Linked DNA regions of Homo sapiens: regions 1 and 3 are each linked to region 2. The links are chromatin contacts, found by Hi-C or POLR2A ChIA-PET in ENCODE. All regions are on one chromosome and are shown on one strand. The core of a region is the stretch at or near the end of the contact, and the rest is flanking DNA. Distances in the headings are between cores, read along the strand shown.

Region 1 (4,269 bases), core at 12-2,511, 690 kb before region 2:
AGACTAACTGAAAAGGCAATTAGTCTTTACTGATATCTCCTGAAGCATGACAAAGCAAATTTCTTAAAATCTCTTTCCCATTCCTAGCTGTGGATCTCCACACCAGTGCCCCAAACAGCAGCCACCTCAACTCTACCTTCACTTAAGTGTAATTTAGCTTATACAGTTGTCCCTAAGTATCCCAGGGGGGATATTGGCTCCAGGATCCCTGCTGATACCAAAATCCATGAGTGCTAAAGATCCTTATATAAAATGGTGTAGTATTTGCATACAATCCATGCATATCCTCCGATATACTTTAAATCATCTCTAGATTACTTATAATACCTAATACAATGTAAATGCTGTATAAGCAGTTGTTAAACTGTATTACTTGTATTTTATTGTTGTACTTGATATTTCTTTTTTCCTCAAAATATTTCTATCCGCAGTTGGTTGAATCTTCACAGAGGGTGTGGGTGTTGGAGGGTGTGTCTGAGGAGATGCCCAGAAGAAATTTGCCATGCTAACGGTAGTGCCCAGTTTCAAGACAGTCTCTGCCCTTAAGGAGCTAAGGATCTGAAGATAAAATAATTACCCGTTGGGTGGTGTTATACAGATCCTGCATAAAATTAGGATTTCTGAGATGGGCGAGGTCAGCCTGGATGTGAGCCTAGAAGTGGGCATGAACCTGGATAATGAATTAACTCTCAATAAATATTTGTGGGGAGCTTCCTAGCGGGCCTCTTCCAGTCATTCTGTGTATGCGTTTTACATATGCATTTTTCTAGGGCAAGACTCCATTATTTTCAGAATATTCTCATTCCTTTATAGTCATGACTCCCTTTATTTGCGTAACATAAGGAAGGAGCAGATGTACGGTGGGCAGATGAAAGCTTTTCCAACATCACTAAGAGGTGGTTTCAGATCCTGAAGAGGTCTTTGAAGTCCCGGGAGACCTGGGTCCCAAGTGGTCTGACACTTCTCGTTTAACAGTCGCAGGGGTGGCGTGTGGTTCGGGGCACCTGCTCCTGGGCGCCTCCACCTGGCCTTAGCCTCCAGGCCAGGCCGGGTTCCTCCTACCCTTGCTGAGGCCATTTGCTGTCACTCCGCCCACTGCCCCTCTCTGCCTCCTCCCCACTCCTTTTCCTTCCGTGCGCCTCCATTTCTAACTACGCCTCCAGCCCATTCGGGCCCTCCTCGGCTTCCGTCCCAGATGATCCCTCCCCGAAGCTGCCACCGCCTCCTCCATCTCCCGGAGCTGGAGCCGCCTCCTCGGCCAGTGGCGTAGCCGAATCGGTGTCGCGGCCAGCCAGATAGGGGCGGAGGTCCGGAACCCAGTCTGGACCCGAGCGGGGGGCCATGGAGAAAGCGGCCCGAGGCGCTGTTTACACCGACTAGCGCGGGCCCGTTGCGGCTGCAGGCACCATGGACCGAGCCCCCACGGAGCAGGTACGCGGGTTTGGGCTGGGCCCGCCGAGCCGGGGGTTGGGGTCGCCGCTTCCTCACAGGCCAGGCCCAGTTCTCCGAACGTGGGGACCGGGGGCCGGTCCTGCGGCCGCAGACCCCCTCACCTGGGAGCCTGGCAGCTCCCAGCTCTCCTTCATTGTTCCAGCTGCTGCCTGGGACTTGGGGGCTTTTCCAACCCTGATTACTTCCCAGGCGGAGGGCTCGCCGTTGCCGCTTCTCCCCTGCTTGGTGAAGGGGTCAGAAGGCTCCAAGTTGTCCCTGCTCTCCTGGGAGGAGGGCTTATAACTTCTAGTAGTCTCCCCGCTTCCCCCATTCCCTTCAGCTCTGGAATGTGTTTTCAAGGTGGAAAGGCGTTTGAAGGCTTCTCACCCAGAAAGACTGTAAGAGAATGTGTGGTAACTACAGATGAAGGGAAGTCACGGGCCTTTTAGGTCTGTGTTCAATGGAGCGAAGCATTGTTTTTGCAGTGGTTTTACGGAGGTGTTTCTTTTAAGAAACGATACTACGATTTCCCCTTGTCCTTTTATCCAGTTATTTTGCAAAGAATTGTAATTAGTGGGTTTTTTTTTAAAGCTAGCTCTATTTTAAGGGTGTAAAGCATAAGCTTATTTTCGAACCCGTTTTCATATTCGCAAAGTAGTCCTATTAGTGTTCTGTTTTATTTTTATTTGCATCAAATTCCTGATTATGCATGCTAGTAGGTGGTAGCAGGCAGGGATGATAACAGTGTTAAAAGTAATCGAAAACAATAGTTTCCCCCCCAGTATTTTCCACTCTTAAGATCTCTGCGAAACGACTTAATTTGAAGTCCAAGTTTATTCACTCTCTATTCCCTTCTTCGAAGGCCTTGCCCATTGATGACTAGATGACGGAAGAAGAGAGGCTAGTAATTTCTGCCTATTAATTTTACAGTTGGATAATTAGCACCTGAATTAATGAGATAAGATTTCCCAAATTCCTGTATGTGTCTATATGTAGTTGAAGCCGGTTTGTATTTTGAAATCGGACTCTTAGCAGGCAAAGCACAGCTTCCTAGTTGTGTATACTTGTTTTTACAGAAGACTTTTTTTTTTAAAAAAAAGCTTTATGTGAATGTAACTCTGAAGACACAAATGAGTTTTATAAAACAATACATGGAATTACCAAAGAGAAATTGATACAGAGTCTCTTGGCAAATACACTTAGGCATTTATGTGACCCAGAAGTATTCTGTATACAGCCTGTATCTAGTTTAATTTAAAAACATTTTTGAAGGTATCTATCATAAATACCTGAGATTTCAAAGCCTGACAAATGAATACGAATTTTCCTTGAATCATTTCCTTGTATGTGTGTTACTAATGAAAGGGTTCAACATTTTGTTCCTTCACTAGGATGCCAGGACTAAAACCAGTAATGCTACCTTATGTATACTTAGAGTTCCTTTCATCCTAGAGGAAATATAATTAACTATTTAGATGGTAATTTTTAGCATAGCTGTTTGTGATTATCCTAGCAGCAAGTGCTGTGAGCAAATTATTTAAACTAGAGAGCCTTTTCCCCTTTCCACATCTTTCCAAAGTCCACGACCTATTAAAACCTTGTAGAAATTTAAGAACTAGGAAAAAAACATGGAAGAAGGTTTTCTGTTGACTTTTTTTTCTTCCAGTACTTCTTGCCTCTTCCCCAGCCTAACCCTAAATGAAAGAATAATTTGAAAATCCTCCACTTCCCTATACACTCAGAAAATATATATAGAAAAGTGATGTCTTCACCTCATTTATGCGATAGGCAGTTAATTCAGGGGTCCATGAATGACCTAGAAGGAGTATGCTTCTTTATATGCCTTTTTCTAGGGCAAGAATCCATTATTTTCATCGTATTCTCAAAGGACGGCTAAGAACCATTAACTTAATAGTAGATTGGGAACTGAGATTTCTCAATTTTGTGGAATTCTTGATTCTTTATGCCATAGAGTCATGTAATGGCTTTTCCAGGATATTTGGATTATACTTTTGTATTTCTACTATTGAAGTGAATTTAGGTAGATTGACGTCATTGAAAAGTATATGTAATATGTGTCAATTTCCATTTTTCCTCACAGAATGTTTTTTTCCCTTTAGACCAGTGTTGACATACTCAGAATTTCTCTAGATGCCTACAGCATTAAAACTTACTCATTATAGTATTGTGGTAGTTAGCAATTCATAGAAGTTTGGTTTTTAAAAAGTAGTACTTAATATAGACTTTCTGCATTTTATCTTAACCTAATTAAATCCTTGTGTACTTTACAAGTGTAACTTTAAAAAAAAAACGCTTTTTTTTTGCCTGAAGGCATTCATGTTCTTGTTCTTGTGAATTACCTTTTTTTAATATATAAAATCTTTTTATAGAAAAGGTAAATTGTATGTGTGCTGATCAAGATTGTAAAAAGTAACTTACTGGGAATACAGTGCTAGATGGATAATCTTAATTGCAATAATGATTATTTGAAAGAATGTTATAACTAGAAGAAAATCTTAGGAGTATCCTCTTTCAGCACTTTTTATAGAGTATTCTCTGTATTTAATCAAAATAGCTAGCTTAATTTTAACTGCCAGAGTTAAATATTCTAAGAATATGTGTTGCTTGGTATATAATGCATTTTTTCCCCTGAAAAAAAAAAAAAAACTTGCATTTTGAGATGTGAAGGATAAATCATGGAGTTCATTTTGTTTATAAAGGCTTACTGGTTCTATTTTTAGGAAATTTATTGAGATTTTTTAAAGTAAACAATGGGCTTAGAAGTGACAGAACACTTGAGGTTAACAGTCTCTTTTCTGTTATCACAAATAATTTAAA
Region 2 (3,791 bases), core at 1,054-3,553:
CCACTGCACTCTAGCCTGGGCAAAAGAGTGAGACTGTCTCAAAAAAAAAAAAAATTTTTCAGAAAACTCTAAGAAATAAAAAATAAAGTGACTCATTTGAAAACACATTTTGATTCCAATTGGTTTTTTGCTGTTGTTGTTTTTGTTTTGCTTTTTTTTTTCTTTTTTTTTTTTTTAAGATGGAATCTCTCCCTGTCCCATAGGCTGGAGTACAGTGGTGTGATCTCAGCCCACTGCAACCTCCCGCCTCCTGGGCTCAAATGATTCTCCTGAGTCAGCCTCCCAAGTAGGTGGGACTACAGGCACATGCTCCAGTTGATTTTTTTAAAAACACATACATAGCACATAGTAAGTTGCATAGAGAGGAATTTGTGGCAGGTTATAAAATCACACTGTAATCCTCTTAGAGATCCAAAAAGCTGGGACATTAAACTCGGTCAGCCACCAGTGCTTACTTCAAAGGAAACAGAGTCATGAGATACAAGTGTAAGTTCTATCAGCTTTCAGCTCCATCACAGCTAATGGCATGATAATATTGTACCAGTTTAGAACTTTTAGGTGTAATCACTTTTTGTTATTATTTCAAATCACAACTGCACAACTTAAATGTGCTTTTAAAAAATTAGGTTCTATTAAAGAAAAAATGATTCCTTTATTTAAACAAGGCAATCTGTACCTACAAGGGGCTACACCTACAACTTCTAGAGGCCTATGAAAACCACCAGTGGAAACCACATGTGGAAAAAAATAGGTGCTGGGCTAGTTAAAATGCTAATACAATTTCAAGTATTACTGTATTTTTTTTCTAAAAAGGAAGACAACACAATAGTGTTTTGAAAACTATAGTATAGGAAAGTATATGTGTTATATGTGTGTGGTATAAATGAAATAAATCTTGATAATACAATTTAAGTCTCCTTGGATTTGGCTCTGAAAAAGAAATACTTAATGACAATGAATAATTAAAGGAAGTTTGAATGACAGGTCTAAGAAAAAATATTTTTTTTTGAGACAGGATCTCATTCTGTCACCCAAGTTGGAGTGCAATGGTGTGATCTCGGTGCACTGCAGCCTCGAACTCCTAGGCTCAATTGATCCTCCCACCTCAACCTCCTGAATGGCTGGGACTATAGGCTACAGGCATGCACCATCATGCCCAGCTAATTTTTGGTAGAGATGGGTTTTCACCATGTTGCTCAGGCTGAAAATCTTAAATTAAGCTTATAGTTCTGTGTTTCAGACATTTTGAGAAAAAATATTCCATACTAGAATGATGAATGTATCTTTTTAGTCCTCAGCTTTTTCTTTGTTACTGCCTATACATCACAGGCTCTTTATTAGAACTATATTTCTAGCCAATGATAAAAAACAAAAAACTACTAGTTGGTGGTACTTTTATCAAATTCCATTTGCTGCAGATATTTAGATTTTTGTTAGCCAAGACTTTCAGAACTACTGCTATGTGATTATAAGAATTTATTCATGACACCTTCAAATCAACACAATCTATTTTCTTCAGATTCTAATTAGTTATCAATATTTCAAAATTAATATTTAGCAGTTGTCAATCTTTAAATGCAAGAGATGTTTACCATGATTTTATTCTCATAATGTCCACATTATTGAAAAATAAACCAAAAGATAAGAGAAAAATGCTAGCAAATGGCTAGCTACCTTAAAAAAAGGAGGTGCATTTGATTGAGACTTTTGATTTTGATGGTTCTTATCTTATAGAATCCATTTCAGAACTAAATAGACCTAGGTATATAAGGATGAGGCAACAAAGATATTTCTTCCATTCTGTGACTTGGAATAGCCATACTCCACTCACATACAATGTGTTTTGGTTTGAAAATATGTTTTCAAAAATATGAATTACTAGACAGAACATGATAAAAGCTCTGTGTCTTCATATAGCTAGGCCAGTTTGAGAAATTATGTAAGTTTAGTAGCAGCAAAATGTTCACCAAGTATTCATTGGTTTAATATTTTTAGTAGCTTATTAAAAAAAGCTATTTCTATTTGTTTATTTGTGATGTTTGGGAAATAAACATGCTGATAATTCTTTCGTAAGATACTTTTTAAGATTGAGACCCCATGAGGTACCGAAAAAAGCATTCACTTCTCTCACACTTGAGGTCACAAATTTTTGCAAGTCAAAAATGTTGGCCATGCCAAAAACATCATGCTGCACACTACCAAATAAAAGAACACTGTTATTCTTACAAGGAAAGGTTTGACAAGACAGGAAATAGGCAGGGTCAGAGAGGTTTACTTAATACGGAGACTCATTTAACCATCATGAAGCCAAAATACAATGACAGTTAAAAAAAATAAACAAATAGCTGTTACACAAAACAAAACCCCAGGATACATGGTCTCTACTGGAACTGATTATTAGAGTTTTAGCAAATACAGGAAGTGGATAACCCCAGAGAACCCTCACAACATTTCTAGACGTCTTCTCCATTTACTTTTGTCACATGCGCTTTACTGAGATAATGAAGATTAAAACAGTTTTGATTTGTGGGTAGAAATTTGAACAAAGAAGGATTGATCTTAAAATGCTGCAAGTAACCTCATTAAAGGGCAATCATTTTAAAAGTCACATTCTCCTAAAAATGGGGAAGGAGGAGGAAGAAAAAAATGAAAGATAGGAAAAATCTAGCTGTTCATTACAATTTTCCATTTTTGTTTAAACACAGCAGGAGGGCAAAGCTGCTGGCTTCTCTGGTCCTTACAAATGCCAGGAGAGATTATACAAACCCTGCAACCACCCAAATCTTATTTAAAGTTAAAATCATTGTTCTCATCTAATGACTTTTGCCTGCTTTCACTCAAATATTGCAGCATTTTGTTTTCTGCCAGCTTGGACCCATTGAGAATTGTAGACTTATAATTGCAGATAAACTATGAAAAAACAAAAACAAAACAAAAAAACTACCTTTTACAAAAAAGCAAACATCAAGTGACATCTAGTGGTTGCTAGATACTATTTCCTAAGGCCTCTAGATAGCAGTATTTTCAACAACATATTGTCTTAATGTTGGTTATAATTTTTGTTTCCCACATACAGCCTCGGTCTTTTTTTAAGACAGAAACGCATCTGATAAAGATAGTAAAGTTGCCATTTTCTTTTCTCAAAGAAAAATTCTTTTTCTATTAGAATATAAATAAGGAAATAGCTATAACTCATGCTATCTGCATGCAAAAAAAGTTCGCAGTCTATCCCATATTAAACTTATTTGGGCAATTATCAACTGTCTAGATGCATCTTAAGAGAAGATGACATTTCAAATCCCAAATTCCTCTGTTTATCTATCATCTTTTGTTTTGTTTTGCTTTTTGAGACGGAGTTTTGCTCTTGTTGCCCAGGCTGGAGTGCAATAGCGCAATCTCAGCTTATTGCAACCTCCGCCTCCCTGGTTCAAGTGATTCTCCTGCCTCAGCTTCCCAAGTAGCTGGAATTACAGGCGCCCGCCACCATGCCTGGCTAATTTTTTTGTATTTTTAGCAGAGATGTGGTTTCACCATGTTAGCCAGGCTGGTCTTGAACTCTTGATCTCAGGTGATCCACCTGCCTCGGCCTCCCAAAGTGCTGGGATTATAGGCGTGAGCCACTGCGCCTGGCCTATCTATAATCTTAAAGGCATTATTAACTTGATAAAATTAAATTTAGTTCAATTGTTGTCCATATTTTTCTTTCCCCCACCTTGAGAACGCTACAGGGTAATTTTGCAAGAATCTAGGTCCACTTTTTACAATTTTTGCTAGTTACACCACAAGTTGTT
Region 3 (4,169 bases), core at 1,391-3,890, 520 kb before region 2:
AAATGTTTTCTATCCTCAATAAATACAAGTAAGTATTTACAATTTTCATTGTCTCTCAGCTTACTGCCTATTTTTAAGACTGAAAAACAACCAAGTCAATTGCAGAGCCCAGGTTTTTCTCCCCAAGATGGGCCTTCAGATGGAATAGTGTTTCCCACCCCCACCTCTTTGCCCTACTCAGTCCCAGAGAAAAACAGAATCACAACCTTCTAGTTTGTGGACCTCAGATTTTTTTTTCCAAGAGTTTATCTTTCCTAGTAAAGATAAACTTTCCTGGTAAAGATAAAGATCTGGAGGTAAATACAACCAGCCAGTTTATTGTGCACTAGCATACCCCCACCCACACTAATTTACATCATCCATGCAATTAATTACCTATCCACACTCATCTGACCGTAGCTGCACGCTAATTGAGAAAGCAGTGGAAGAGGCAGTAGGATTAAGTCTAAGCACCAACATTTTACTTCCACCATCTCTCCCTCCTAACCCAGCTAGTGTCTGAGCAATTCTGATCAGCCTTGTCACAGTCCTATCTTTTACAGATCTCTCTCCCCAAAAGACAGGATGACCATAAAATAAATAAGGCTCTGAATTGTCCTGTTGCATTGGATATTCGTTCTTTACTGCTATAATGGAGCAGAAGCATTTGGAACATTTTTACTGATCATGATAAAACCTGCTGATACACTTATTTTGCTGAACCTAGCCTTCTGATGTAATCATTACTCTCCTAGAACTTCAGCATCTTAGTAAGGTAACCACGGCAACATACTCATTGATAGGGCAGGTTTTCCCAGACCAGCAAATTCTTATAGGCAAAAACTTAATTTACAAAGTTTAATTTCCAGAAATTAATTTGTGAATTAGATAGCTGAAGCTGGATCATTTTCCCTTAATACTGGTTAACACATACAATAGAAAGTAGTATACAGAGAAAGTATGTATGCAATACTATTAGCCAAACAAAATACACAGAACAAGAAATTTTATTATCTCCAATGCTGGTGCATGACAAATAACAAGCTTAATTAGAGGAGGAGACAGAGGGAAACTTCAGATACCAAGGTAATTTCTGGGCAGGTTTAAAACCTTTAAAAGTTGATAGAATAACTGTTCATAAAGTCTTTTTAGATATAGCGCTTTTTACTTGACAACTTTTATTAACAGTTCTTACAATATGAAGTTCAACTAAAGTCCTTCATCTGTCAAGTTAAAACAGCAAGCAAAACAAAATTTCTCTAGTATATAACAGCATAAGCAATGGTTTGTTTTCTTTGTACATTCACACACATTTAGTGTCTAGATTTGAAACTTTTTAATTAAGGATGTCTTAATTTTTGACTTTTAAAAATGGTTATGACAATGGATTTTCTTGATTTATAGATCACAGTGGCTTTATAAATGATCAAGATACATGTACAAACAAAATTTCAGATGCTCTTGGAAACACATCTTAAGATACAAAGCACACGTGATACATATTTGAGTTTACTCATCCATTTATCTTACACTGAAAATGTAGCCTTTGATAACTGTGGCTTGACTAGATCACAAAATAGAATTTTCCAAGTTTTCTTAAGCTTTCAGTCCAAATAACTCAAAAGATATGTGTCCTAGTTGGATACATTTTTTTCTCATTATATAATTAGTATCAGTGGGCTTTTGTATTGGCAGTTTGTCTTGGTCATGACTTATTCTTGCAAAACCATCTTTACAGCAAACAAATATGAAAGATATTTTCCCCAATGCAAGGAAAATAATCTGGATCAATAACAAAGTCAAAGCCATAGGTGTTTTAGGACGTTCTTGATAATTGATTTCAACGGTCTTAAAATCTTTTTTCTTTTTCTTTAATGATTCTCTTCCTTTTTCACAACTGTGCAGTCACTGTCCTATTGTGTTCTATTCTGAAAAACAAATTTTTTTGAAGGTCAAGTTTTTCAATGGCACAAAACTATTTGGAATGAACCCAAAAGATAGCGGAAAGTTGGGTCCCTCCTCAAGTAGTTTCCTCCTCTTTTAACAGCATCTAACTACTCTCTATCAATAATCTCATCACAGCCGAGTTCTTCGGTCAGACGATTGACAACCATCAGTGAAAAAAGCTCTTCGATAAAAGCTAACTGATCAAACGGGGTCTTCTCATAATGCATCTGAAACCCGCCATCCAGGGCTGGTTCTCTTGTTCTCAGAAACATCTTGTCGGCTTCTTCAAGAGCGGCTGATACTCTGTAGCCGGCACCACTGAGCTGCTCCTCTTCGGGATAGTCGTAGTCGTCCTCCCAGTCATCAAATTCCTCGCCCTCGTCCTCGCTCTCGAAGTCTGCGCCCGCCACCTGGCCTGGCTGCTCCCCAGCGTTGGGCCCGTTAGCAAGGCTCCGTTTCCCCTCTGGCGCCGCCATTGGCTGGGCCTCCTCCTCCTCCATTGGGCCTTCCTCCTCGAGCTGTTGGGCCCCGCTGCGGGAGGGACGCAGGGATAGCTCCCGGCTCCCGCTGCCTACCTCCATCTGCGGAAGGTCACCCTCGCCAGGCATCACATCCATCTGCAGGTCACTGCTCTCTTCATACAGCTCGGACAACTCAGCCATTTCCGACATTGTGCAAACCGCTCAACCTCTAGGAAAAAGCTTCCAGCAAGACAGATGCTGCGCGGCCGTGCGTTCGTGCGCGTGCGCAAAGGCTGCGCGCTTGCGTAACCCCGCGCGCAGGCGTGGTCCTCAGGTACCGCCTCCTACTTGGCGCGCCACTGTGGTTGGAGTAGCTCAGTGTTTTCTCCGGGGTGTTGGCGTCGCCTTTTGAGCTACGTTTCCATCGATTCGAACTTCGTATCTAGGGACCCTGCATGCAAGAGCGTAACAGTTTCTGTGTTACTTAACCCTACTGCTGCTTGTAATGCTGCAAACCGGAAAATAACCTTACATGGCCTTCGTAACATTTAATGCTCCTTCCCCCCCTTCCTCTTCCCCTGGGCAATTTACCGATGTACTGATGACTTGTAAATCCACGTCTCCAAACCAGACAACATCCATAACCACAGATCAGCATATTAAGAACTAATCCATTTTGTCCTTTTAGTGTTTTCATTTAAAAAGTTAAATTCACAAACAACAGATATATTGTACTTTTTTTTTTTTTAGTTATAGTGAAGAAATACTTGGTCCCATTTCTTTTCGCCTGGGAGGTATCTTTCCACTATTAGCAATGCGGTGTGTATTCTTTGAATTCTTTTTATTTGCATTTACATGTATCTTTATGTATTGACAGCAAAATACTATTTTGTGTGTTTTTTAAAAACATGTTTTACCTGTTTTTACCTTCAACTTAAAAGCCTCAGGTTTTAAGTTGTATATACTTATATGAATTATATGACTGTGTATACTTACAGGATTCAAGCACATTTCATTTATTCTGCACTTTATTTCTATTATTATTACATTATAGTTATGTAGAATTATACAACTCACCATAATGTAGAATCAATGGGAGCCCTGAGCTTGTTTTCCTGCAACTAGATGGTCCCATCTGGGGGTGATGAGACACAGTGACACCCGAGGTGTGTTCCTTATGTCCGGTCTATTCTGTAATCTCATTTTGGTTGCTGTTACTGTGGAAAATCCTGCCTCACAAAGATAGGATGTTGAAAATGGAAGGAGGCTTTTCAGTACTTTTGTGGCAATCTCAGGATGTTCCGCCTTGACTTTAATCGAGAACGTATGGAGATTTGAAGTTGTCTCAAACATACTTTTAAGGCCACCGTCATTTGCAATATCAAGCAGTTGATCCTCTTCTAGCGTGGACAAAGTGGATTCACCTGGCTTATTCACAAATGGGTCACAGATCCATTCCGTCTTTTGTGGATGAGAAGTGTGATGGTTAATACTGAGTGTCAACTTGATTGGATTGAAGGATACAAGTATTGATCATTGGTGTGTCTGTGAGGGTGTTGCCAAAGGAGATTAACATTTGAGTCAGTGGGCTGCGAAAGGCAGACCCACCCTTAATCTGGTTGGGCACAATCTAATCAGCTGCCAGCTTGGCTAGAATATAAGCAGGCAGAAAAATGTGAAAAGAGAGACTGGCCTAGCCTCCCAGCCTAAATCTTTCTCCTGTGTTGGATGCTTCCTGCCCTCGAACATTGGATTCCCAAGTTCTTCAGTTTCAGAACTCGG

What was found. A loop is a pair of places that touch in the nucleus more often than their neighbours do. ChIA-PET counts read pairs that join two places held with the same protein, here RNA polymerase II (POLR2A). Pooled maps may share reads with other maps.
Region 1: a map of endothelial cell of umbilical vein shows a loop between it and region 2 (3-fold over the local background). The contact joins the promoter of SECISBP2L here to the enhancer-like site in region 2. A Hi-C loop is called at or near these places in 1 of 168 maps with a recorded cell type or tissue (endothelial cell of umbilical vein), 10 of 37 single-sample maps with no recorded cell type and 5 of 50 pooled maps.
Region 3: a map with no recorded cell type shows a loop between it and region 2 (11-fold over the local background). The contact joins the promoter of EID1 here to the enhancer-like site in region 2. A Hi-C loop is called at or near these places in 1 of 168 maps with a recorded cell type or tissue (GM12878), 18 of 37 single-sample maps with no recorded cell type and 11 of 50 pooled maps. POLR2A ChIA-PET finds 5 or more read pairs at or near these places in 4 of 52 experiments (GM12878, T-cell, activated T-cell and 1 more).

Annotation. Positions count from the first base shown.
Region 1 is chr15:49,043,438-49,047,706 of GRCh38, reverse strand. SECISBP2L (SECIS binding protein 2 like) reads left to right here and starts at 1,261. Exons shown (of 18, transcript NM_001193489.2): 1 at 1,261-1,431. The coding sequence starts at 1,408. RefSeq lists enhancers at 795-924, 1,025-1,374, 1,665-1,804.
Region 2 is chr15:48,357,508-48,361,298 of GRCh38, reverse strand. No RefSeq gene overlaps it. Among named protein-coding and RNA genes, the nearest start is that of DUT-AS1, 28 kb to the right of the region's middle. Within about 2 kb of position 2,303, at least 3 of the 41 ENCODE cell types and tissues checked have a DNase peak (open chromatin) inside an H3K27ac peak, as active enhancers do; they include GM12878 and endothelial cell of umbilical vein, where a contact is called at or near this core.
Region 3 is chr15:48,876,605-48,880,773 of GRCh38, reverse strand. It overlaps EID1 (EP300 interacting inhibitor of differentiation 1), which reads right to left and starts at 2,640. Exons shown (of 1, transcript NM_014335.3): 1 at 601-2,640. The coding sequence starts at 2,597. The coding sequence ends at 2,034. All of the region lies in intron 4 of SHC4 (SHC adaptor protein 4), which reads left to right. RefSeq lists enhancers at 2,386-2,685, 2,956-3,065.